Linked DNA regions of Homo sapiens: region 1 is linked to region 2. A link is a loop called in an ENCODE intact Hi-C map of the cell type or tissue named here. Cell type or tissue: ascending aorta. All regions are shown on one strand. Links, peaks and the distances in the headings refer to the core of each region. The heading gives the core; the rest is flanking DNA.

The links. A loop is a pair of places that touch in the nucleus more often than their neighbours do. Peaks named below come from ENCODE experiments on the same cell type or tissue, not always from the same donor. Only the 100,000 strongest peaks of a DNase experiment are listed, where the experiment ranks them.
Region 1: a loop joins it to region 2, with 2.5 times the contacts of the local background. A loop is called at or near these places in 8 of 110 quality-filtered maps.

Annotation. Positions count from the first base shown.
Region 1 is chr4:158,371,211-158,374,125 of GRCh38, reverse strand. The region is part of intron 2 of LOC105377510 (a long non-coding RNA gene); the gene reads left to right. Among named protein-coding and RNA genes, the nearest start is that of RXFP1, 150 kb to the left of the region's middle. In ascending aorta, for the core only: no CTCF peak of the experiment used is centred there; no DNase peak of the experiment used is centred there.
Region 2 is chr4:158,311,229-158,314,143 of GRCh38, reverse strand. No RefSeq gene overlaps it. Among named protein-coding and RNA genes, the nearest start is that of TMEM144, 100 kb to the right of the region's middle. In ascending aorta, for the core only: no CTCF peak of the experiment used is centred there; no DNase peak of the experiment used is centred there; H3K27ac peaks cover 710 bases.

The DNA.
Region 1 (2,915 bases), core at 131-2,630, 60 kb before region 2:
CATGGCATTGTTAATTCAGATCTCAATATCTTAATCCTCCCTATTAGAGGTATGAATGTTGGAATTAATCTGAATGAGGCGAATTCTCCCTTTTATGGCAGAGAACATGTATTTCTAGTTTGCAAGATGTGGCAGGTGAGAGCATACTGCAAAACCTCACCCCCTTCCCCCTTTTTCTTATTTCCCCTCTACAGCCTTCACCTTTCACACTGCAAGAGCCTCTCAGTGGTCCCCTCCTGGAAGCCCGATATGGTGATGTCTTTCTAAGTCCTTTCAGGCAGAGTTAGGTCCATTCTTTTTGTTTTCTTAACATTTTGTCCATATCTCTGTAATGGGTCTTTTTAATACCACACTGTAATTTATTTTTCTCTGGCTTCTCTATCCACTAGCAGGAAAGGACTTAAATGATTATGTGTTCACTGTACCTAACTCAGTGACTGAGTCAAAAAAAAAAAAAAAAAAAGAGGCTCAATAAGCATTTGTTGAACAAATAAATGAAGCAATTCTAAGATGCAGGCATTGGGAACATTCTGTGATTTATGCTATTTTTTTTTTCTTGGGGCTCAGCAATATATTGTACTTCAGGAGAGTAACTATCTGTGACTAAAAATATAGACTACCAAAGAATTCAACCAAAGTGTTCAGGTTTGTTCTTGAGGAATATTGTTCTTCTATGGACCAAGGTCTTTTTTCAGTGTTTCAGAAATTGGGAGAACAGAGTAATTGTCTGAGCGTCTTTTCCTTTCCCACCAGGCAATGTAAGAAACTTGCTTTTCTTTGTATTGCCAATGATACTCATCAAAGACCAAGGTGACATATCTTTTTCCAAATTTGCCCTTGGCAACTGAGTCTAGCTTTTCTTTGCAGACAAAGCAAAATGAAACAATCTGACAGATAAGGCATGTTATAGATAATAAGAGAAGATTTTCCAAATAGCCTCTAAAATTAGAAGGATTACATTAGCCATCCAGCTTGAAAACTAAATAGTATCGAAAAGTAAATTTGTTAAGTAAAACTGCTGGTGGAAACTGGAGACTGAGGCACCTGACACACTGTATATATGAATTACTAGATTTTAGATTCTTGGCAACTAATGTTTGTTTTATTGTTTAACTATTTATGTTAGTTTCTTAGGGTTGCTGTAGCAAGTTACTACAAACTTGGTGGCTTAAAATAACAGGAACTTGGCCGGGCAGGGTGGCTCACGCCTGTAATCCCAGCACTTTGGGAGGCCGAGGTGGGCGGATCACGAGGTCAGGAGATCGAGACCATCCTGGCTAACATGGTGAAACCCCGACTCTACTAAAAATACAAAAAATTAGCTGGGCGTGGTGGCGGGTGCCTGTAGTCCCAGCTACTCGGGAGGCTGAGGCAGGAGAATGATGTGAACCCGGGAGGCAGAGCTTGCAGTGAGTAGACATCGCACCACCGCACTCTAGCCTGGGCAACAGAGTGAGACTCTTGTCTCAAAAAAAAAAAAGAAAAGAAAAGAAAAAAAATAACAGGAACTTATTCTCTGATAGTTCTGGAGATTAGAAGCTCAAAATTAAGGTGTTTGGTAGGGTTGGTTCCTTCTAGAAGCCCAGAAGGAGCATCTGTTTCCCTGCCTCTCTCCTAGCTTCTGGCGGCTGCTGGCAGTCTTGGTTCCTTGGCTTGTAGACTCACCATTCTGACCTCTGCTCTACCTTCACGCCACCTTCTTCTCTGGGTGCATGTCTCAAATCTCTTCTTTTCTTATATGAACACTAGCTATTGAATGTAGGACCCTCTTTAAATCCAGGATGATCCCATCTGAAGATCCTTTTCATTACCTATGCAAAGACCCTATACTCAAATAAGGTTACATTCACAGGTACCAAGATTAGGATTTGGGCATATCTTTTTGAGGAATACAATTCAATCCCCCATACCACCCATGGATTTATAAAATTTCTGCATTAGTTGCAAGACATGTTAGATTTTGTATGTGTTAAAGATATGATTACAGAAGCAAAATAGAGTGAAAAGTGGAGGTAATAGGAAAATTCCAGGAAATAGCCAATCTTGATTCAAGGGGCTGAATATTTTAGGTAAAACATATTTTATTTTGAAACTTTGTATGATGCTCTGAATAGTTTTTTTAGCCTTAAGAGATACTAAGTTGAGAAAAAGTAATAGCTAGGAGGAGAAGAAACTTATCATCTGACAACCTAGAGAGAGGCAAGACATTACAGGTTCAAAAATATTCTGAAGGTTCGATGACTTGTGAAAATGTCTCAATACTGCAAAATTGCCATGAATGTCTTTTTAAAGTTTCTTACTGTCTAGAATTTGTGCTTTGATTTGTAATTCTACAATTTAAGATATTAATTGGAGCTAGCTAGTTAATATTTATTGAATACTTAGATGTTCAATTATGAAAGACTCAGTAGACGTAATTTGATCTTCTTTACTAACCTCCTTTGGTCAGTGATATTTCCATGTGGAATAAGGTTTTCATTGCTTTAGTCTTGGATTCTTTTAACAATTTAGCCTATGAAGGATCAGTATAGTGAATTTTCAATAGCAATAAAAAATCTGATGTAAATTTTCTTTTTTTTAGACAGTCTCGCTTTGTTGTCCAGGCCAGCTAACTTTTGTATTTTTAGTAGAGACGGGGTTTTGCCATGTATATTTTCTTAAATGTAGCACTTTATGACACTTTTTTCATACAATGAATGATTTGGTGAATTTGTCTAAAATACACTTTCCTACGTTATGAAATAAATACCACAAATATGTTTAACAAAACACATAGTTGATTTCTTAAGATTAAAGTATGATTCTTAAGGAAATTGTATAATAATGAGTCATTGTTTGAATAGATTTGTTATTTATGAAAGTGGTGAATAAGCAACCTTATGAAATATTAAAGATGAAGGTAGTAAAGAGATCAT
Region 2 (2,915 bases), core at 139-2,638:
AGCAGGTACAGACCTGGGGACCTTTGTGCACAAGACTGCTCTGGGGGAACCCAGCCATAAACATCCATCCTCCAGGGCTCTCAGTCTCCCTCTGAGAGGCTCTGCCACCAGCTAACTGCTGGGGAAAAAGCAGGGCCTGCTTCCCCACAGGACTAGGTCATGCCTGTCCTGTGGGCCCACCTGCCCACCAGCCCTTCTGAGGGTCCCTGCCTGGCTGCCCCATAAGAGTGTGTACACAGTGGAGCCTCCACTGCCCATCCTGGGTGTTTGTTCTACCTGAGTGTGTTTCAGCAGTCTGGGAGGGCTTTGGATCCCACAACACATCTGGAACCCAACCCTGAGGTTCCGGAGGGAGCCATGACCAGGTCCTGGTGACTCGGAGCTGTGGCCTGCATCTTGGAAGTGCCAAGCCAAGATCTGTGCTCAGCACTTGAGTGGGGAGAAGCCTACGCTCTCAGAAAATTGAGACTGGCGAGTTGTATGGGTTTGCAGTCTGGTATGGGTCCTAGGTGTGCCGCCTTTCACAGGACTGGTCCAGTAAGAGTGTGGCCCATTCCCCTATTGGACATAGCCCTAAGGGAGCAACACAGCTGGAAACACCTAACAACACAACAAAAATTGCAGGCACTGTGCCAGTGATTGGAAGTGGCTCCTAACTGCTCAGGAGCAAGTCTGATGAGGGGGTCACCTCTTTCCCCTCCCACTGCAGAGCACAGCTTCAAATGTGAGGATACACAAAGGAGCCACATGGCTTAGCAAGAGCCTGTCTATGCTCCTTGCTCTCAAGTGCCATTTATTGAATGACAGCCCAAAAACTACACCACCAAAAAACATTTTGCTAATTTTCCTTCCTGTGAAACTAAGGACAAGAATTCAACAACAAAGACCTTGTATGTAGCCTTAGTCCTCTGAAAACTTCCAGAAACAAAACCAACTGACTAAACTCAACTTATACCACAGTTAAAGGAGTGCCAACCCTCCAAGTTGAAAAAGAATCAGCACAAGAACTCTGGCAATTCAAAAAGCCAGAGTGTCCCCTTACCACCAAAGGAGTCCACTATCTCCCCAGCAATGGTTCTTAACTAGTTTGAAATGTCTGAAATGACAGACATGGAATTCAGAATCTGGGTAACAGGGAAGCTCATTAAGATCCAGGAAAAAGTTGAAACTCAATCCAAGGAAGCCAAGCAATCCAATAAAATAATTCAAGAGCTGAAAGACAGCACAGCCATTTTAAGAACGACCCAAACTAAACTTGAGCTGAAAAATTCACTGCAAGAATTTTTTTAGTACAATCAGAAATATTAACAGCAAAATAGACCAATCTCAGAAAATAATCTCAGAGTTTGAAGACTGGTTCTTCTAATAAATTTAGACAAAAATTAGGATAAAATAATTAAGAAAAATGAAAAAAACCTCAGAAATATGGGATTATGTAAAGAGACCAAACCCATGACTCATTGGCATTACTGAGACAGAATAAACAACTTAGAGAATATATTTGAGGAAATAGTCTACAAAAAGTTCCCTAATCTCACCAGAGAGGTTGAAATTAACATCCAGAAAATACAAAGAACCTCAGTTAGATTCTATATGAGATGACTATTCTCAAGGCACATAATCATCAGATTCAGCAAAGTCAATATCAAAAAACAAAACAAAACAAAAAAGCCTTAAAATCAGCTAGGGAAAAGGGGCAGGACTTACAGAAGGAACCCCATCAGTTTAGCAGCAGACCTATCAGCAGAAACTTTACAAGCCAGAAGAGATTGGGGGTTTCAGCATTATTAAAGAAAAGAAATTCCAACCAAGAATTTCATATCCCACCAAACTAAGCTTCATAAGTGAAGGAGATATAAAATCCTTCTGAGACAAGCAAATGCTGATGGAATATTTTTCAGCTAGACCAGCCTTACAAGACATCCTTAAGGGAGTGCTAAACATGGAATTGAAAGAATAACACCTGCTACCCCAGAAAACACATTTAAGCACATAGCTCACAGGCACTATAAAGTAACTACGCAATCAAGTCTATATAACAACCAGATGATGATAGTATCAAAATCACTCACCAGTATTAATCTAGAATGTAAATGGGCTAAACTCCCCACTTAAAAGACACAGAGTGGCAAGTTGGATAAAAAGACAAGATCCAATGATCTGTTATCTTCAAGAAACCCATTTCACATGTAATAACACCCACAGGCTCAAATTTAAAGGATGGAAAAAAAATCTACCATGCAAATGGAAAACAAAAAAGAGCAAGAGTTACTACCCTTGTATCAGACAAAACAGACTTTAAGCCAATAAAAATTAAGAAGGACAATGAAGGGTATTACATAATGATAAAGGCTACAATCCAACAAGAAGCCTTAATTAACTGAAATATGTACACACCCAACATTAAAGCACCCAAATTGATAAAACAAGTTTTTCCTGGCATACAAAAAGACTTAGAAAAACCACACAATAATAGTGGGAGACTTTAACACCCCACTGACCGCATTAGACAGATCACTGAGGCAGAGAACTAACAAACACTGTACTTAAACTTGACACTTGATCAATTGGATCTAACAGACATTTGCAGAACACTCCACCCAACCACCACAGAATATATATTATTCTCATCTGCACATGGAAAATATTCTAAGATCAACCACATGCTTGGTCATAAAGCAAGTCTCAATACATTCAGAAAATTCAAAATTGTACCAAGCACATTCTTGGATCACAGTGCAATAAAAATGGAAATCAATATCAAGATCCCTCAAAACTACAAAAATACATGGAAATTAATTTACTCCTGAATAATTCCTGGGTGAACATCAAATTTAAGGCAGAAATAAAAAAAATTATTTGAGATTAATGAAAATGGGAATGCAACTTACCAAAATGTCTGGGATGCAGCCAAA